2 separate regions of the Homo sapiens genome follow, and region 2 is linked to region 1. A link is a loop called in an ENCODE intact Hi-C map of the cell type or tissue named here. Cell type or tissue: GM12878. All regions are shown on one strand. Region 1 has its middle 7.7 kb from the start of LYPD5. Region 2 overlaps SMG9 (SMG9 nonsense mediated mRNA decay factor).

The links. A loop is a pair of places that touch in the nucleus more often than their neighbours do. Peaks named below come from ENCODE experiments on the same cell type or tissue, not always from the same donor. Only the 100,000 strongest peaks of a DNase experiment are listed, where the experiment ranks them.
Region 2: a loop joins it to region 1, with 10 times the contacts of the local background. A loop is called at or near these places in 26 of 110 quality-filtered maps.

What each region holds. Positions count from the first base shown.
Region 1 is chr19:43,807,606-43,812,605 of GRCh38, forward strand. It overlaps a transcript of LYPD5 not described here. Among named protein-coding and RNA genes, the nearest start is that of LYPD5, 7.7 kb to the left of the region's middle. In GM12878, a CTCF peak has its summit at 2,381 (motif pointing left); a DNase peak (open chromatin) is centred at 2,336.
Region 2 is chr19:43,743,390-43,748,389 of GRCh38, forward strand. It overlaps SMG9 (SMG9 nonsense mediated mRNA decay factor), which reads right to left. Exons shown (of 14, transcript NM_019108.4): 3 at 4,589-4,663; 4 at 4,244-4,508; 5 at 4,053-4,150; 6 at 1,383-1,495. Among named protein-coding and RNA genes, the nearest start is that of SMG9, 9.1 kb to the right of the region's middle. RefSeq lists a silencer at 4,395-4,524. In GM12878, a CTCF peak has its summit at 2,067 (motif pointing right); DNase peaks (open chromatin) are centred at 2,072 and 4,652; H3K4me3 peaks cover 588 bases; H3K27ac peaks cover 2,157 bases.

The DNA.
Region 1 (5,000 bases):
GTGATAGCTGTGCTCACCTGTGTTGTTGCAGGCTAGGCTCTCCTGGGAGGCAGATTGTGAGGCTGAGATTAGCATGCAGGACCTTGGGATCAATAGCTGCATAAAGGAGGCAAAGGAAACTGGATTTTGAGCAGAGGGTGAGATTGGGTCCTGATTCAGTCAATCCAAGGGTTCAGTGCACCCCAGGGGGAGGTCTGGCACTGGGCTTCTGGGTTCTGATCAGCTGAGGCAATGCCCAAGGGGCTGACATCAGAAGCAGCTGTCAGAGTCCTTCATTCCTAAAGAGATCTTGGTGGCAAATCACAGCATCCACCACATTCTACTCATTTCTTTGTTTTAGTGTATTTTTCTCCATCTCCAGTGTATTTTTTCCACCTCTTTGAAATAAACATTAATTACAGAATCCTTTGAGATTAAACAAAGTTACCTGATCTGGTCATTTATTCCTCAGTTGAAAAAATTGATGTGAAACTACTTTTCTGTCTACCGTTACTGTCTTTTGGAAGTTAAATGCTCTTTTTTTTGAGACAGAGTCTCACTCTGTTGCCTAGGCTGGAGTGCAGTGGCGTGATCTTGACTCACCACTGCCTCCCAGGTTCAAGTGATTCTTATGTCTCAGCCTCCGGAGAGGCTGGGATTACAGGTGTCTGCCACCACGCCTGGCTAATTTTTGTATATTTAGTAGAGACGGGGTTTCACCATGTTGGCCAGGCTGGTCTCGAACTCCTGACCCCAACTGATCCACTGGCCTCAGCCTCCCAAAGCATTGAGGTTACAGGCGTGAGCCACTGCACCCAGCCTAACTGCTCTTATTTAAGGTGAATAATTTTTAAGAGTTTAAATTTAAGGGTTTAATATTTAAATATTCACATCTAAAGAGTTTAATATTTAAATTAGGTGGCTGGGTACCTGGATTGACGAAAAGAACATGTAATTAAAGGGTTCGTTTATTCTCCATTTTTCCTGTCTTCCAGTTATTTCTTGAATTTTCTTTTCTTGGCTTACCCAAAAGTGGAAGGAGTAAATTCATGGTCTGTTCTGCTCAATAATTAATGGATCTGTGCTACATTCTGCCAAAATAGCAGCTGTGGAAATTTTTTCCCCTTGCAACTTTGTTTTTCTCAAAAATTCATTCAATGATCCACTTTGTTTCATAATAGCTTTCCATTTTCTGGTCCTGATTATTTTTTGTCCTTGATAGACATCGAATAAGGTTAATATTTTATCTTAGAATTTTAGCATCTTACAATACTATGTAGGCAACAAATCATTAAATTTTCATAAGTTTATTTTTATACTGATGAAATTTCTAAAGCAATAATAAGCAACTACTATAATAGTATAATTAACAGACTTGCATAATACTCTTTAATTTCAACCCACACACATTCTTTGTGGATGATTAATGGTAACCGGATATTAGTTTGTTGTGTTATTGTTGTTGTTGTTTTGAGACAAGAGTCTTGCCCTGTCACCCAGGCTGGAGTGCAACGGCGTGGTCTCGGCTCACTGCAACCTCCACCTCCCGGGTTCAAGTGATTCTCCTGCCTCAGCCTCCCGAGTAGCTGGGATTACAGGCGCCCGCCACTACACCCGGCTAATTTTTGCATTTTTAGTAGAGACTTGGTTTCACCACGTTGGCAGGCTGGTCTCGAACTCCTGACCTCGTGATCTGCCCACCTCAGCCTCCCAAAGTGCTGGGATTACATGTGTGAGCCACTGCACCTGACCGGATATTATTATACAGTGATTTGTGCCAAGTGAAAGGACTTGTAGATTTATTTATTTATTTAAGACAGAGCTTCGTTCTTGTCACCCAGGCTGGAGTGCAATGGCGAAATCTTGGCTCACTGCAACCTTCGCCTCCCGGGTTCAAGCGATTCTCCTGCCTCAGCCTCTGTAACTGGGATTACAGGCGACTGCCACCACGCCCGGCTCATTCACTGGGCTAATTTTTGGTATTTTTAGTAGAGACAGGGTTTCACCATGTTGGTCACTCTGGTTTTCAACTCCTGACCTCAGGTGATCCACCCGCCTTGGCCTCCCAAAGTGCTGGGATTACAGGCGTGAGCCACTGTGCCTGGCCAGGACTTGTAGATTTAAACATAGAATTCAACAATTCCAGTCTGGTAGAGTAAATAATTAGATGAAAATATGAACTGCAATATGAAATACTGAATACAGACAATGTGCTGGCACCATTAGGGACTTTAACAAAATGTTCTGCATATCAGGTGGAAGAGCAGCTCATTGTTTAGAAGCACAGACTATTTTAAATGACATAAAATCAACACGTCTTTCCATTTCAAAACCAATGTCTCCTTAGTATATGGAAGTAGAATGGTAGCTACCAACCCTCTTGGAACAAGACACTTTACTGCCATCTGCTGGAACATAGTTGCAATAAATTGTAAATCACTTTTGCAACCGTCAATAGCATGCACAATACATAATAATTTTCAAAAAGTTGTTTTCAAAATAGTAAAGATGTCTGTGATATGAATAGCACCTCCTTAGGTGTAGTGTTCTTGTGCAGTGCCCAACATGAACAACTGCACATGGTGACAGTAGAATCATGGCATCTGCAAAACAAAATCCATTTTACTTTTTCCTCTCCAATCTTTATGCCTTTTTTTTCTTTTTCTTGCCTTATTGTATAGGCTAGAACTCCCAGTACATGATTGAATAGAATTAATGAGAGTAAACATGCTTGTCTTGCTACTGATGTTATATAGTCGTGTGTTTTTTTTAGACAGGGTCTTTCTCTGTTACCCAGGCTGGAGTGCGCTGGCATCATCATGGGTCACTGCAGCTTCAACTTGCTGGGCTCAAGTGATCCTCCCTCCTCAGCCTCTTGAGTAGCTGGGACCACAGTTGCATGCCACTGTGCCTGGCTAATTTTGCTAGTTTCTACCCTTCCCTTCCGTTCCCTCCCCTCCCCTCCCCTCCCTTCCCCTCCCCTCCCCTCCCCTCCCTTCCCCTCCTCTCCCCTTTCTTTCCCTTCCCTTCCTTTCTTTCCGTTTTTCTTTCTTTCTTTCTTTTTTTTGGACAGAGTCTCGCTCTGTTGCCCAGGCTGGAATGCAGCGATCTTGGCTCACTGCAACCTCTGCCTCCTGGGTTCAAGTGATTCTCCTGCCTCAGCTTCCCAAGTAAGCTGGGATTACAGGGGCCTGCCACCACGCCTGGCTAATTCTTTGTACTTTTAGTAGAGATGCGGTTTCACCACGTTGGCCAGGCTGGTCTTGAACTCCTGACCTTAGGTGATTCACCTGCCTCGGCCTCCCAAAGGACTGGGATTACAGGCGTGAGCCACTGCGCCCAGCCTAACAGAAAAATATTTTTTAAATAATAGTAAATATATACCAGACCACCCACAGCGTGATCAAACACCTTTCTTTGGCAGCATTTGTGTAGTTTCTAATACAGCTTTAAAATATGTTCATAAAGAATTATTAAATATCCTTTGTATTTATATTTTATTTAGAGCCTGGAGAAGGCTCTAAATAAAAGGTGAGAGGTGAATATTTTGAGTTAACTTGATATAAGCAAGGTTTCACAGATTAACTTTGAAATATAGGATGACATGGGGCTGGGTGCCATGGCTTATGCCTGTAATCCCAGCATTTGGGAGGTTGAGGCAGGATGACTATGACAGCTTGAGCCCAGGAGATTGAGGGAAAAAAAAATGGATAACATGGAATAGTTGAGAAACGTGACATCATGAAAATAAAGGTGATTTTTCTAAATTTTATTGCAAACAAATTTAAAGGTATGAAAGTGTTGAAAAATTAGCTCATCAGCTGGGCACGGTGGCTCACGCCTGTAATCCCAGCACTTTGGGAGGCCAAGGCGGGCAGATCACCTGAGGTCAGGAGTTCAAGACCAGACTGGCCAACAGGGCGAAACTCTGTCTCTACTAAAAATACAAAAATTAGCCTGATGTGGTGGTGGGCACCTATAATCCCAGCTACCTGGGAGGCAAAGGCAGGAGAATGGCTTGGACCTGGAAGGCGGAGGTTGCAGTGAGCAGAGATCACGCCACTGCCCTCTAGCCTGGGTGACAAAGGGAGAAAGAAAGAAAGAAAGAAAGAAGGAAAGAGAGAAAGAAAGAGGGAAGGAGAGAGGGAGGGAGGAAGGAAGGAAGGGAGGGAGGGAGGGAGGAAGGCAGGCAGGAAGACTCATTGATCATCCATATAGCAATTATGTGGATCAAAATTGTCAACATTTGCCATATTTGCTTATTCTATCTCTATCTTCTGTGTCAGCCTCTGGTGCATAGGAAACCACAAGCAAAATGTAGGGGCTTAAAACATCAAGCATTTTACCCCTCTCCAAATCCTGTGTGTCTCTTGGGTTGTTCTTCTGATATGGGCTGGCTTGACTGATTTCTGCTGGGCTCTGTCATGTGCTTGTGGTCAGCTGGAGGGTTGGGTGGTGGCTGGATGACCCAGAATGGTCTCACTCACAAGACTGGCTGTCAGGCAGGCCTCAGTTCTCCTCCAAATGGCTAGCTTGAACTTTATCACATGGGAGTTGCAACGTTCCAAAGGGGAGCAAAAAAGAGCAACCCCTAATAAGCAGGTGCTTTTCATGCCTTTGCTTATGTTATGTTTGCTAATGTCCCATGTCCCATTGGCCACAGCAAGTCACCAGGGTATCCCAGAGTCAGTGCAGAAGGACACTAACAAAAGGTGTGGATAGAGGGAGGGGAATGATTTGTGGTTATTTTTTCTATCTATCTATCTATCTATCTATCTATCTATCTATCTATCAATCTATCATCTATCTATCCATCCATCCAGCTATCTATCATCATTATCATCTTTATCATCTATTATTTGTCTATTACTGTTGAACCATTAAAAGCAAGTTGCAGACATCTTTTGCTTCACTCCTAAATATAAATTCTGGCATAGGCAAGGGTCTTTCTCCAATTCAATTCTTCCCTTCCCTTCTTTTCAGACTATTTTTAAAGGGCTAAATAACTTGAAACTTGATCG
Region 2 (5,000 bases), 64 kb before region 1:
TCGCCCAACAGTGGTCTTCACCTTTTCTAGATCTCCATCAGCCCACTCTGAGATCTGGTGCAAACTAGGGACCTTTTCCCTAGAAGAAAAGCCTGACTGCAAATGTGTGTAAAATTCTGCATACGGCCAACGGTGGTGGCTCACACCTGTAATCCCAGCACTTTGAGAGGCCAAAGCGGGAGGATTGCTTGAGCCCAAGAGTTTGAGACCAGCCTGGGCAACAGAGGAAGACGCCATCTCTACCAAAAAAGTTAAAAACCAGCTGGTGTGGTGGCATGCCCCTGTAGTCCCAGCTACTTGGGAGGCTGAAGTGGGAAGATCACTTGAGCCTGGGAGGTAGAGGATGCAGTGGGCTATGATCGTGCCATTGCACTTGAGCCTGGGTGAAAGAACAGGACACTGTCTCAAAAATAAATGAATAAATAAAATTCTGCATATACTGTTAAGGGATTAATGGACTCCTGACGCTCATCCATGGAGGCCAGGGTAGTATCACCTGCTTTACAAAAAAACAGATCCCTGTATTTTTAGGTAACTTCAACATGTCTCTGTTCTTCACCACCCCAGTGGCTACTATCCATTCTCATTCCCCATTTTGATTCTCCCTTAATGAGATGTGTATCTCCCCCATTCCCAAATTCCTACATTTTTCCCTTTCCTTCTCTGCCCCCAGTTTCGGGACCTGTTTCTCAAGTTCTCCCCTCCCCAAAACCTGCTCCTGTGCCCTTATGCTTTATCTTCATAATCACATTCCATCCTTACTCAAGAATGTTGTTCAGGCCAGAGAATCCTCATGTCTGATCCTCCCCAGCCTGGAGAAGCAGAGCCATTTTCCCAAGGTGACACAGTAGGACTGAGGCTGGTACAGAAACCACTCTCTGTCTCCAGATCTCTTTCCCCACTCTATTTCTCAGATCGTATCAGCTACCATTCTGTGATACTTGCTCTATGCCAGGTGCTCATTAACTTTTGCCTTCTTGATCTTATTTTATTCTCCAAAAATCTACCTGGACAGGGGATACGGGAAATGAAGTGACCTGCCCAAGGTCAACCAGTTATGTTGCAGGGCTGAGCCTGAGGTGGGCCCAAATCCAAAACCTTAACAACTACATCATCCCACTTCTTGTCTAGGACCTGTACCATTTCCTGAGGCCAGGCAGGAAGGGAGGGAGGGAGGGAGGAACAGGATTGGATGCCTTGGAGCTACACAGATTTAGTCCAGCCCATTATCATCTTCATCTCATGAAGACACTGAGGTCTACAGAAGAAAAGCAACTTTCCAAAGTCCTTTGGTAACACCACTTGAAACACCCAAGCCCACCTTGCCCCTGCTCCCAGTGGGTGCCCACCTCCCTCCTGCACCCTATCTGATAGCCCCTCACCTCTGGTCCTCCTCTGGAGTGTTGGCTGACAACAATGACATGACCATGGACTTGCCTGTCCCCTGGAGGCCCAGGACACCAACCACCAACACATCAGTCTGATCCAACAGGTACTGTGGGAAAATACATAAATGACTCTGACAAGTCTGTCAGCTGCTGGAGCTGGAATGAGGGGGGGACTCCAGAGACCCTTGTGGCTCCCCCACCTGCCTTATCATATATGAAGAGAAACTCCTATAGTCCCAACCCCTTCAACTAGGCATAGGGCCTCTGTTCCGTGTCATGGTAGGATTATGTGAAATGTTTTAGACACAAACAACAGTGTCTGTGAGAACTCTGAAGTAGAAAAGAGCCTAGCATGGTCAAGAAGCTAAAAGGAAGTCAGTGTGGCTGAACACAGCGGGAAAAAGGGAAGTCTGATCTTGGAGAAGTGAAAGTGAGAGTCACAGGAACAGAAGGGCAGGTTGGAGAAGATAGGACTCGGCGACTGAGGGCTACTGGCACAGATTCCTGGCAAACCTGGGAAAGCACATGAAAGGGAGTGGTGTGCAAACAGGAGCCACCCAGGCTTTCGTCTGTGTGTGTGTTTTTTTGTTTTTTTTTACATTCATATGCTGTTGTCTGTGGGATTTAAGAGCCCCTCTGGAAATTAACTGAGACCAACTCTGGGCCACCAGCTCTGCTGACTTTCACCACCAGGGGGTGTAAGAGACACTCCTCAAGGAAAACAGCTACGTTCTGAACTGTGGCTGCTGCTCCTTAGAATTACCTTAAAATTTTGTTTTGTTTTGTTTTTTAAAAGCGAATCCTATAGGCCAGGTGTTGTGGCCCACGCCTGTAATCCCAGCACTTTAGGAGGCCAAGGTGGGAGGATCGCTTGAGGCCAGGAGTTCAAGACCAGCCTGGCCAACATGGTGAAACTCCGTCTCTACCAAAAATACAAAACCCGGCTGGGTGCAGTGGCTCACACCTTTAATCCCAGCACTTTGGGAGGCCGAGGCAGGCGGATCACCTGAGGTCGGGAGTTACAGACCAGCCTGACCAACATGGAGAAACCCCATCTCTACTAAAAATACAAAATTAGTTGGGTGTGGTGGTACATGCCTGTAATCCCAGCTACTCGGAAGGCTGAGGCAGGAGAATTGCTTGAACCCGGGAGGCGGGGGTTGCGGTGAGCCGAGATCGTGCCATTGCACTCCAGCCTGGGCAACAGGAGCGAAATTCCATCACAAAAAAACAAAAAAAAAAACAACTATCTGCGCGTGATGTCGCACACTTGTGGTCCCAGCTACCTGGGAAGCTGAGGCTGGAGAACTGCTTGAACCCGGGAGGTGGAGGTTGCAGTGAGCCGAGATGGTGCCACTGCACTCCAGCCTAGGCAACAGAGCGAGACCGTCTCCTAAATAAATAAAGCAAATCCTGGGCCCAATCAGGATTTAACGTGCTTTAACACATTAAAGCAGAATATCTATGGATGCCCTGTTCAATCAGTAGGCATTGATCATACATGGCTATTTAAATTAGTAAGCTTAAACAACATTAAAAATTCTGTTTGGTTGTACTAGCCACATTTCAAGTGCTCTAAAGCCACATCTGGGGATAGCGGCTACCATACTGGACGGATAGTTCAAATATATATGATCTTCATCACTGCAGAAAGTTTTCCTTAATAGCGCTGAAGGGTAGGGTTTGGTTTTTTGTTGTTGTTCTGTTTTTTGTTTTTTTAAAGCTCCCCAGTTAATTCCAATGTGAGAGTGGACACAGAAGTGGCAGGGGCAAGGCAATAAATGGACTTGAGGCTGTGCTAATAAGTCCAGGCTGCTGGGTAGGAGAGGTGACACCTCTGGGACAATCTGAGCAGGGGTGTGACAGGTCTAGGGGAGAAAAAGCAGAAGAAGGGACACAACATCTGGGAGACTGGTGTTATGTATGATGATCTAGGAATGTGAGGTCTGAACTAGAGCAGGGGGTGGTGGGATGGATGGGGGTCACTTTGGGGGAGTGACATTCAAAACAGTTGACACTGAGACAGCGTGGGCTTCTTGTTCTTTTTTTTTTTTTTTTTACTGAGACAGGGTCTCACTCTGTTGTTGAGGTTGGAGTGCAATGTCATGATCACAGCTCTCTGCAGCCTTGACCTCCTGGAGTCAAGTGATCCTCTTACCTCAGCCTCCTGAGTGGCCTGGATGCCTCCTGCCACCATGCCTGGCTAATTTTTAAATTTTTGGTAGAAATGGAGTATTCCTATGTTGCCCAGGCTGGTCTTGAACTCCTGGGCTTAGGTGATTCTCCTACCTTGGCCTCCCAAAGTGCTGGGATTACAGGCATGAGCCACCAGCAAGGGTTTCAACCAAATAAGAAGGGTACTGGAGCAGGGTCCAAAAGACTCCCCTGCTGTGGATGGCACGGGAGATCCCAGGGGTCCTGGGGTGGTAGTGAGAGTACTTCTTTACCAATCGGTACCAAAGGAGTTCTGTATTTTACCAACTAGCAAGCACAGCCGAGCTAGTTGAAATTCCGCTCTGGTTAGGTGAGAATGTTCTGATACCACCCCCTCTCACTGCTGTAAGTTGCCTCAAAACCCTCCAGTCTGGTGTTGCCTACAGAGAGGTGGAAGATCAGAGGATGCAGGATGTGCGGAAGCTCAGGCAGGGCAGGACCCCTCGGTACCTCGATGGCACTGTCACACCAATTCATCTGGTCATCCACCAACTTGATGCTGTGCTTCATGCGCTCTGGGGGCAGTAGTTTGGCCTGACCCACGACAGCTGGAGATTGGAGAAAGCAGGAGACAGAGGATGCAGTGAGGATCTGTGAGGAGACGCCAGTTCCCAACCTGGTACTGCCCAGCCCCAACTCACGGTCCATGGCTGCTGGTGCGGCAGTGCCCATGCCCCGGTTCTGGATCTGGTACACAGGCTGTGTGGGTCTCTGCCCCTCCTTCTCCCCCTTGGGTGGCGCAGGGGCTGCAGGGGGTGGTGGGGCGGTGCCCTCAGGGGTAGAGGCACCTGTCACGGCCACAGGCCCCTTCCCCTCCTCCCGTGGCTTCATGAGAACGATGGGCTTCTCCAGAGGGGCTGGAGCAGGCGGGGCAGCAGGGGCTGTTGGAGGTGGTGGCTGTTTTGACTACGGAGGTAAAAAAAATCCCATCAATGGGGGCAATCCCTTCCCTAACGGCTCCCCCTCCTCCCTCCTTCTCTGCTCACCCGCTCTGCTGGAGGTTTTGAGAGGATGATGGGGGTTTTCTGCATGACGGAAGTGCTTGTCTCTTCGCTGGCATCCTGTGGTGAGGGAGGGCAGTTACTCATGAATGGCTCTCCTGGACATTCCAGATCTTTATGTACCATGAACTATTCTAAATGCCGAAATATATTAACTACCTTGATCCTACCAACAGCCCTGTGAGATAGATACTATTATTACCCCCACTTTACAGATGAAGAAAATGAAGCCTAGAAAGGTTAAGCAGATTGCCCAAAGTCACAAAGCCCAGGCAGCCTGGCTGCAGAACCAAATCCTCAAGCATTCTGCTCAGCTGCCTCTGCGAGGCAACAAGCCCAGGAGGAAAGGAACTAGGAGCTAGACAGGTCTGGGTGCAAACCTGATCCCGCCTCGTGT